Linked DNA regions of Homo sapiens: region 1 is linked to region 2. A link is a loop called in an ENCODE intact Hi-C map of the cell type or tissue named here. Cell type or tissue: endothelial cell of umbilical vein. All regions are shown on one strand. Each heading gives the region's core, and the rest is flanking DNA. Links, peaks and the distances in the headings are about the cores only.

Region 1 (5,387 bases), core at 85-5,084, 61 kb after region 2:
TTTGAGCAAAGAATTTCTAATCTATTTTATTTCCTGTTGGTGAAAAACTGGAGAAGCCTCTAAAGAAAGCCACTCAGATATCATTAAAAAGGGATTGGGGCCGGGCACGGTGGCTCACACCTGTAATCCCAGCACTTTGGGAGGCCAAAGTGGAGGACTGCTTGAGCCCAAGAGTTCAAGACCAGCATGGGCAACACAATGAGACCCCAGCTCTACAAAAAAAATTTAAAAATTAGCCAGGTGTGGTTGCGGTTGGTACACACCCATAGTCCCAGCTATTCAGGAGGCTGAAGTGGGAGGACTACTTGAACCCAGGAGGTCAAGGCTGCAGTGAGCCATGACTGCACCACTGCACTCCAGCCTGGATGACAGAGTGAAATCTTGTCTCAAAAAAAAAAAAAGAAAGAAACTGCTCACTATAAGAGACAGATACACAGATATACGATAAACAGCAAGAGGAATGACTATTTAAAATATCAGCCCCTGGCCATCTGTAATAGATAGACTATTTCACTTATGTCTTTTTAAGAATGTTAAGAAGTGTGAGACACTTAGATGGGCTTCACTTACAATGGCTATGATAACTACTACATACTCACTCTGATGGCTAAAGTGAAAAATACTGACAATGGGATAAATCAACTGTGGTGTATTCAGACAATGGGATATTATTCAGCACTAAAGAGAAATGAGCTATCAAGCCATGAAAAGACATGGAGGAAACTAAAATGCGTATTACTAAGTGAAAAGTCAACATGAAAAGGCTATGTACTACATGATTCCAACTATATGACATTCTGGAAAAGGCAAAACTATGGAAACAGTAAAAAGATCAGTGGTTGTCAAGGGTTGGGGGAGGTACAGTTGAAAAGGCAGTGTACAGTGGATGTTTAGGGCAGTGAAACGACTCTGTATGATACTCTAATGGTTTATTAGAGTATCACTGCCATTACGCATTTGTCCAAACCCATGGAAACCACATCAACAAGAGCAAACCCTAACATAAACTATGGATTCTGGATGATGATGATGCATTGATGCATCAATGAAGATTCATCAATTCTAACAAATGTCTTTTTAAGAATGCTGTATCTGGTGAGGGATGTTGATAATGGAGGGGCTACACATGTGTGGCAGCAGGGGTATATGAGAAATCTCTGTACCTTCCACTCAATTTTGCTGTAAAACTAAAACTGCTCTAAAAAAAATAGTCTATTAATTTAAAAACAATACCAGCATTGCTAAGCATTATAGAACAAATAGAATTCCCAGATACTGCTAGTGGGAGCATAAATTAGTACAGCCACTATAGAAAATTGTTTGGTGGTAGCATTAATTCATTGTTACTAGTCTTAACATGCCTTGAGACCTTAAGTTGCATTTTTGGGAGTGGAACATAACTAGAAATCCCTTCCGGTCATCTTCCGTAGGAAGAAAATATTGCATACAAAAATAACCCCTCCTCACTGTTTCACTAATCCCAGAACACAGTGAGTCACCTCAACACTTTTAAACTGAAGGTCATGACCTATTAGTAGATTGAGAAACTAATTTAGTTGACTTTAAGAAAATTAAATGGGTCAGAAAGACCAGTGTACACTATACATAATAGAAGAAATTACAGTTTTGTGAAATTTTGTCTTATTGGGCATGGACAGGTAGATGGATATTTAATTAATAAATTTACCAAATACACATTTTTTGGCCTAATGCCAAATGACCAAATGCTAAAATTAATATTTGCCAAAGCCAAATGTGGCTTTAACAGAATGAACTACTGGGATACAAGAATAAATCTGAAACCTGGCCGGGCATGGCGGCTCATGCCTGTAATCCCAGCACTTTGGGAGGTGGAGGCGGGCAGATCACTTGAGATCAGGAGTTGGAGAACAGCTGGCCGACACGGTGAAACCTCATCTCTACTAAAAATACAAAAACTAGCCGGGCGTGTTGGCGGGCACCTGTAATCCCAGCTAGTTGGGAGGCTGAGGCAGGAGAATCTCTTGAACACAGCAGGTGGAGGCTGCAGTGAGCCAAGATTGCACTCTAGCCTGGGCAAGAGAGTGAGACTCCACCCAAAAAAAAAAAAAAAAGAATAAACCTGAGATTTTATCCAAAAAAATAATTAAAATTACACTCTTATTACTAAAATTCCGGTAGACTCACTTTAAAAGTTTGATATAAAAGGGCAGAAATGGTAATTCCTTGGTACTGTTAACTGCAGCCTGATGGGACTTCTGTAAAACTAAACAAATCCTCTCTCTAAAACAAGGTCTGTAGAAAAAGCAAGATGTTCTTGCGCTAGCTCTGCCAGAGTCACTGCTGCCGGAAGTGACGCTGCCAGCACATTAGTAAGCTATCCTTCCTCCCTGATAGGAACCAACTGAGGTCAAGACTTAATCTCTTCATCTCCTGGGCCTGAATATTTGCTTAATGATGATGATATAATGTCACTGAAAGTAGTCCCACAAAGAATACAATGGATTCCCCAGAATTACTAGCAATCACACTCTCTCAACATTAATTCTCAATCTATGCCTGTAATTTTTACTCTTTATATAATAATTTTCATACTTAAAATTCGGACTCATTATCATCATTAATTATTAAAATAATTTACTCCTCCAACAATGAATAATCATTTATACATTCAACTGAGAGAATTTCAATATATTAATATTGAAAATTTTCTTGGGGAAAAATTGAAGAAAATGATTTCAGTCCTAGGAATTAAAAAAAAAAGTTACCCTGGTCATGCCACCTCCACAAAAGGCAAATCAGAAAGGCACACATTGTAACTGTTACATTTAGAGAAATTACTTGTTTCCAAAGCAAATTTTTTCTTTTTCTTTTTTCTTTGATTAATTAATTAATTTATTTATTTATTTATTTGAGAGACAGGGTCTCACTGTCACCCAGGTTGGAGTACAGTGGTGCAATCATAGCTCACTGCAGCTTCAACCTCTCAGGCTCAAGAGATCCTCCTGCCTCAGCCTCCTAAGTAGCTGGGATTACAGGTATGCACCACCACACCCAGCTCATTTTTTGTAGAGACGGGAGTCATGTTGCCCAGGCTGATCTCAAACTCGTGGCTTCAAGCAATCCTCCCACCTCGGCCTCCCAAAGTGTAGGGATTACAGGTATGAGCCACCAGGCCCAACCTTCAAAGTGAATATTAAGGTAACAGTAAATCCATATGTCATGCCTTGTTTGCATTACTGATGCTGCTAAAGTGATGAGGCATGAGGGTTACCGATGCACTCTATAATCCTTGCTCAAGCAGAAGTCTTGGTGTGCCAAATAAAGTTGGCATTCCACCATTTGGCCAGTTATCCAAAGCTTAATGGTAGATTTTGGAAAAAATTTGAGTCTAAAGCGAACTTCTGTGTTCCCCTCTGGTCATGTATGTGTGTATTTTTATGTTCTGGGTTATCAAGAAAAATACATATCTTACTGAAGTTCAAGGTCAAAAAATGTTTGGGAGCCATTGCTCCAGACTATCTGATAAAATTAGGAATTGTTACAGGACTCTATAAAGAATATTTTCCTACTTTGTGGATCTCAGCAAGTATATAAAAAACAATATTCTCCCATTTCCCCCAAAAGCAGATAATTGCAAGCAATCTTAGAGCTCTCAAAATGAAAGAAGAGGAAGAGAATTATTTGATCAAGAGAGAATCATGGAAAATAATACTTTATACATATATCTTTCTCACATCTGTCTAAGAACATGCAGGGAGCATTAATCTTCTTAATTTATACCCCGTGGGTACTAAAAAATAGTGTCATCATCTCTGGCTACTCTCGGGGTAAGAAAAAGTATTAATTATTTCTATGAGGCATATTTGAATTATTCTACTAAATATGCATGATGAAACAGGATGTTTTCTGTTGAAAAACAAAACAGGGGGAGTCCGTGGGATGGTATCCAAGAGTTAAGGCCATCATTTTTTATTCTTGGGGTGACAGAAAACAGCTGTACTCTGTTGGGCCAACACAGGCTCCCCCTCAACCTCTGGCTTTGTGGATTCCAACACCCATAAATGAGGTGATTAGCTCAGAACAGGCCTCCTGGCCCAGATCTCTATTGGCGTCATTCCACAAAAGCCCACTGCTTTTTTTTTTTTTTCTTTTTTTTTCTTTTTCTTTTTCTTTTTTTTTTCCGAGACAGAGTCTTGCTCTGTCGCAATGCTGGAGTGCAGTGGCATAATCTGGGCTCACTGCAACCTCCGCGTCCCAGGTTCAAGTGATTCTCCTACCTCAGCCTCCCAAGTAGCTGGGATTACAGGCATGCAACACCACACCCAGCTAATTTTTGTATTTTTAGTAGAGACGGGGTTTCACCATGTTGGCCAGGATGGTCTTGATCTCTTGACCTTGTGATCCGCCCGCCCCGGCCTCCCAAAGTGCTGGGATTACAGGTGTGAGCCACCACGCCCGGCACCCACTGCTTTTTTTTTTTTTTTTTTTCGAGATGGAATTTCACTCTTGTTGCCCAAGCTGGAGTGCAATGGCACGACCTCAACTCACTGCAACCTCCACCTTCCAGGTTCAAGCAATTCTCCTGCCTCAGCCTCCCAAGTAGCTGGGATTACAGGCCCCCACCACCATGTCCAGCTAATTTGTGTATTTTTAGTAGAGACGGAGTTTCACCACGTTGGCCAGGCTGATCTTGAACTCCTGACTTCAGGTGATCCGCCTGCCTCAGCCTCTCAAAGTGCTGGGATTACAGGCATGAGCCACTGAGCCCAGCCTAAAAGCCCACTGCTCTTGAAAATAAAAAGAGAGGCTATAATCCTTGGAAAGAAAGTCATACTGTGAGTATAACAATGTCCAATAGTTTCCAATGTAATGAGTAAGTTTCTTCCTGCCTACTTATACTCTTGGATTAATTAAATCAAGTTCAATTAATTGTTTGCACATATACCTTTAAAGAAAAAACTAACAGCAACAACTCTGAACATGACATTTCCATCCCTCCTCTCTCTAACACCACCTCTTCCCCACCACTTCCCCTATCCAATCCAAAAAAGAAACAGAAAAAACCTAAAGAATTTGAAACATGTCTTGATTTCAGCTGCAGGAATAGCGGACTCTTTAAAAACAGTAGCCTGAGTGTTTTCTGACAAGAGCGTTCTGTTTATTAACAGTGTGCCTTTCTAATCCATTTTTTCTTTGCTTATACTTTTCAGTGCCTTTCAGCAAACTTGGTTTACTTTTACATCTTGATGGGCCATACCTACTAGTTAATTTTATTTAGTCTCCATCATATAACATAAAAATCCCAGAGAGCGGGGTTTGAAATTTCAACTGACAAGCTCTTTGCCAACTGTCTTCACTGGGTAAAAAACAGAGAAAGAAAGCAATGGTTCCTAAAAACCCTTCAT
Region 2 (5,387 bases), core at 176-5,175:
CTTTTTGACATGTGTGCTAGCCAAACTAGCCCCATAGTGGTCTTTTTAAAGGATAAATCAATTCAAGTGAATCTTAAAACTTAAAACTTTCTATGACTTCCCTTTGAACTTAAAAATAAAATCTAACTCTTTACTGGAACTTATAAGATCTCACAGCAATGCTTCTCAAACTATCTATGGTAAAGAACCAGCTTGTTTTTCTTTTTTTTTTTTTCTTTTCAATTTTCAATTCCTCTCTGATGGATACTTTTATAAGATAAAATAAAAATGAATTACTAGAAAAAATGAAACCAGAAATAAGACATCAAAATATAAGTCCAATTTTTTCATTAGATTGAAGAGCTATCAAACCACTATGTCAAATCATTTAAAAGGCTTTACAAGCTTATTTTCAATTTCTGTATTTATCCCATCATCAAGGATTGACACTGACCTGGATTATTTGGCTTCAGCTTACCTCTCTAACTTTGTCCTAGAAAGTCTTTCCCTCCTTCACTCTGTTCCAGCCCTACTTTCTATATCTTAAACAAAGCAAGGTTTTTCTAGCTTCAAGGCATGTTCCTTCCCCTGGATCTGGAAGCTTCAAAATCCCATATGCCTTACCTGGAGAGTTCCTTCTCATCCAGTCTGTCAACTGAAGAATCATGAGTTTCATAAATTTGAAAAAGAGAGCTTTTTTTATACATATAAAGGCTTGCAGCCTGCAGGGTGGCCTTTCTAACAGTCTGGGAAAGTGTATCCCCCAGCCAGAAGCCAGAAACACACTTCATGGGAAGGGCAAGGGGAACAAGAATTTATGATGAACAGGGTGGCCAAATATACATATTCAATAAGCTAGAGGAGGCCCGGATGCAGTGGCTCATGCCTCTAATCCCAACACTTTGGGAGGCCAAGGCGGGTGGATCACCTGAGGTCAGGAGTTTGAGATGACCAGCCTGGCCAACATGGTGAAACCCCATCTCTACTAAAATTATAAAAATTAGCCAGGCATGGTGGTGGGCACCTATAATCCCAGCTACTTGGGAGGCTGAGGCAGAAGAATCACTTGAACCCAGGAGACGGAGTTTGCAGTGAGCCAAGATTGCTCCACTGCGCTCCAGCCTGGGCGTCAGAGCAAGACTCTGTCTCAAAAATAAAAATAAAAATAAGCTAGAGGAGGAGTCATGAGTATTTATGAAAGGAGAAACAAGCACATGCACAGAGCTTCGTGACTCTCTATGGAACCCAGGCACAAAAAATGGCAGTGTTAGCATGATCCAAGGGTGGAGTTTTCAGCCCTCTGATGTCAAAAGGTGAAGAGAGGACATGAAAATCCACACTACTCATCCTCTGTAGACTGGTCAGAACTACTCTGTGGTTGGTGGTCTCTTATCAGGAAGGAATGCTGGTCAGTTGTTGTGCTGAAACTGCAAAAAGGGGGAGCAGCCTCAGGAAGCTGGGTGACATCAGAGGTAAAATGTTTTGAAAGAACTGGTTTCTGTTTAGCCCTCAGGGAAGAAAGCCTGTTGGTGGTTAGTGAGGGGATGGGTATAATAAGACGTGTCCTATCTCCCATCCCATCATGACCAAGAACTCAGTTTTCAAGGTTACTCTGGCATCCTGTTGGCCAAGAGGGGGTCCATTTAGTCATTTGGGGGGCCTAGGATTTTATTTTCATTTATCAAGTTTCATTTTCATTCCCTTTTCTCAAATGACAATCTCAACTGAAGAAATCCTGTTATTCCCTAACAGAGCCCCTGGTTCCTTTCTGCATACCACATATCATAATTCATATTCTTTACCTATTTATTGTTTATCTCCTAAACTAGACCTCAGTTAAACATAGAAAAAACATGTCAGCTTTATTCACCACCAATATCTGCCATACACTAGGCACTCCATAAATATTTGTTGTATGATTGAATAAATGAATGAATTGAATGAATAAATAAATTAGCTTTTCTGATAGAGGACACTACTAGCCATGCTATCCATACATTTCATTCAGCATTTGAGCAAGGGCAACTTAGCCAAAATGAACAACAAAAGTATGCAATTATTCTATGACTTCATTCAACTGTTCATCTTGTTGACCTAAAGGATAAACTGAGGTAAAATTAATACAAGTAGAGAGTTTATTGGACCAAGTTTGAGGACTGCAACTGGGGAGAATAGTTTCAAGTTTCCCAGAATATATGCTCTAATTAGCAGCAGCTACAAGTATACAAGTGGGTGTTTGTTTGTTTGTTTGTTTGTTTGTTTGTTTTTGAGATGGAATCTCACTCTGTCACAAGGCTGGAGTGCAGTGGCATGATCTCGGCTTACTACAACCTCCACCTCCTGGGTTCAAGCGATTTTCCTGCCTCAGCCTCCTGAGTAGCTGGGACTACAGGCACGAGCCACCACGCCCAGCTAATTTTTGTATTTTTAGTAGAGACAAGGCTTCACCGTGTTGGCCAGAATGGTCTCGATCTCTTGACCTTGTGATCCACTGGCCTCAGCCTCCCGAAGTGCTGGGATCACAGGCATGAGCCATTGCACCGGGCCACAAGTGGGCTGTTAAAGGAAAAATGAAGAGGCAGGTCCTAGGTTGTTTACCAAGTTTTTACATTAAAATAACATAAGCTAGATTGGCTATACATTTTTCTTTGTATCACAAATTCCAGGAACATGAAGATAATGGGTGAGTCAGCTAGTCAGGAAACTACGTGGAAAAAAAAAAAAAAGAACGAAATGCCTTTAAACAATTGCTCCTGGGCATGGGTAGGGGCTGGGGGATGACCTATGTCCCATATTCATGAATCTCCAGGCCTTATAAATGTTGCACACCTCACATAGCTCAGACTGCTCTGGGCTATTTCTTTTTTCTCAATTTAAATCAGGAATTTTCTAAAAAATAGTACTAAATCCAAAATTATTTAATGACACAACTGTCTGCTATTAACTGACCTTCATGGGGTTTGTGTGCCAAAAAAAAAAAAAAAATTTCATCTCTTCTATCCTTTTGAATAACTTCACAGATACTCTTTTACTCACTTAGTGTAAGCATGTGGCACTTATATTCCCTTCAGATGATACCATTACCCACAGGGGTAAACACTTTAAGGTTAAGATTAAAATAGCACTATATTTTTTTTTCATCAAGGCAATTTTGCTTTCTGATGTTTTGTTTTGTCCTTTATTTGTAGACTGTGGTAGAATAATATGAATATGAAAGGCAATCAACTCAAAAACAAAAATCTTCTCCAAGCATATAAATATTCTTAAAACCTTTGTTGAGAAAAAGGCTTGACATGCAAGTGGCACTCTAGTTGACTACTCTGACAAAAACAATATGTAATTTAATTTCCTTGCCATTACCCTGACGAAACTTAATTAAATGTTATGCCTCCAGAGAATATTTTTCAAGATACAACAATCCACATTTGAAATATTAAATAAGGAATTAAGCAATCCTCAATTTAGAGAGTAGAGGTTGCAGGGGAAGTTGGGGGATAAATTTCAGGCGCCTCAAAGCCAAAGCTAAACAAGGGAGTTGAGCCAAGAGTTAGATTTCAGAATTTTCAAACAAATAACAAAAGAGTTGGAGAACTAGGAGCTGTCCCCTCTTCAGCACTTCCTTGAATGTCCACAGTTTCTTCTCCAAACCCAAAGGGTACAGGAAGAAGTCAGAAAGAGGAGAGGGGTTACTTTTTTTTTTTTTTTTTGAGACAGTGTCCTGTTATGTTGCCAAGACTGGACTCAAAACTACTGGGCTCAAGTGATCCTTCTGCCTCAGCCTCCTGAGTCACTGGGACTACAAGCACAAACCACCAAGTCCAGGAAGAGGGATTGCTTTCAGATCCTTCCCCAGAGCCTAGTCTGAAGCTTCTGTTATCTAAGAAGTCAGCACCAAAAGAGCCATCTTTCCAAGGAAACACAAACCAACCTGTTGCTTTGTTAATGTTATTTATTGTTGTCTTCCCTTCTTTAGATATTCACTCCTTTAGGAATGAAATCTTACCTCTATGATTCACCCTTATAACTCAGCTAGGGCATGCCTTGAATACAAGAGGTCAATAAATATTGTTGAATGAATGAATGTATATATGACTTAACACTAGAATGTACAGTAAATGATGAATACAGCACTGTTCAAGTTGAATATACATTGAATTCAATTTTATATAAAGTTGTACACTAAATGCTGAGAAAAACACAACTATGAAGATTAACCACAGCTCTTACTCTTTAGGCATAGATGGTCTAATTGAAAAGTCAAACTTGCACTTAGTGACATCAGCAAAATGGTGAAGTTGGCAGCTGCAGTTCTCATTTCCCACAGAAACTCTAAAAAACAAGAATAAACTATCAGAATCAACTTTTTCAGAACTCTAGCAAACAAAAACTGAATTAAAAAAAGCACAACAAAATGTTAGGAAAGTTTGTGGTGATTTTATAGCAGATTTGGTCTTGAAGCAGGGGCTGCCTGCATTCTTAGTGTAGGACGCTTTCCTCTGATTCAAGAGGGAGTGGAGCAGAGCAGATATTATCCACAAATCATGTATGTCTGTTCTAACCTGTCTGGGGACTACCTGAAGGAGTGATGGAAAGCAAACATCTCTTTTTCTACCTCAGAAATCAGGCCAAAAAAGCAATGCTCTCAAATACTACAAGCCCAACTAACAACTTTCAGGTGCCTGGGACAAAAGATTATAGTCAAAACATAAAATAAGTTGCCCAAGGCAAAGGCTGAGGAAAATTTCTTTAGGAAATCAGGACATTCAAAAGTAGTCATGTATACTGGGAATTTAGAAAGCCATGTACACACCCAGGACAAAACACATACAGAAGAAAGACCTAAGATGACCCTACACTTTCACCTTGAGTTGATCTGTAGACTCAGTGTGAGGATGGCTAACTGTTGAAGGAAGGGCACACATGCACATATACAGAGGCAGTCTGGAAAGATTAGTAGAGGTGGTTTTCCCTTTCTCTCCCTTTGTTTTGTTTTGTTTTTAGTTCCTGGCACTCACGGAAATCTCAGTCAGAACACTAGCTGAATATAAGCTAAGGAACAAAGACTTCTATGACCTCACATGATAAAAAATATAGTCTTTTCAATAATAGTTTGGAAAAAATACTAAACAAACAGACTACTATAACCTTCAACAATAAAAAAAATCACAAGGCATACAGGAAACAGGAAATTGTAGCCCATTCAAAGGAACAAAATAAACTGAAAGAAACTGTACCTGTGGGAGCCCATACCTCAGACTTACTTGACAAAAACTTTAAAACAACTGTCTTAAGTATGCTTACAGAGCAAAGAGAAAACACAGATACAGAACAAAAGAAAATCAGGATAATAATATATGGGCAAAATAAGAATATCAATGAATAGGTAGAAATTATATAAAGGAACCAAA

Evidence for each region. Peaks named below come from ENCODE experiments on the same cell type or tissue, not always from the same donor. Only the 100,000 strongest peaks of a DNase experiment are listed, where the experiment ranks them.
Region 1: it touches region 2 in a loop (7-fold over the local background); 3 of 110 quality-filtered maps call a loop at or near these places.

The regions. Positions count from the first base shown.
Region 1 is chr9:75,105,730-75,111,116 of GRCh38, reverse strand. The region is part of intron 1 of OSTF1 (osteoclast stimulating factor 1); the gene reads right to left. Among named protein-coding and RNA genes, the nearest start is that of OSTF1, 20 kb to the right of the region's middle. In endothelial cell of umbilical vein, for the core only: no CTCF peak of the experiment used is centred there; a DNase peak (open chromatin) is centred at 2,356; H3K27ac peaks cover 1,895 bases.
Region 2 is chr9:75,167,086-75,172,472 of GRCh38, reverse strand. It overlaps LOC105376090 (a long non-coding RNA gene), which reads right to left. Exons shown (of 2, transcript XR_001746731.3): 2 at 3,911-4,308. Among named protein-coding and RNA genes, the nearest start is that of OSTF1, 81 kb to the right of the region's middle. In endothelial cell of umbilical vein, for the core only: no CTCF peak of the experiment used is centred there; DNase peaks (open chromatin) are centred at 2,682 and 4,982; H3K27ac peaks cover 3,218 bases.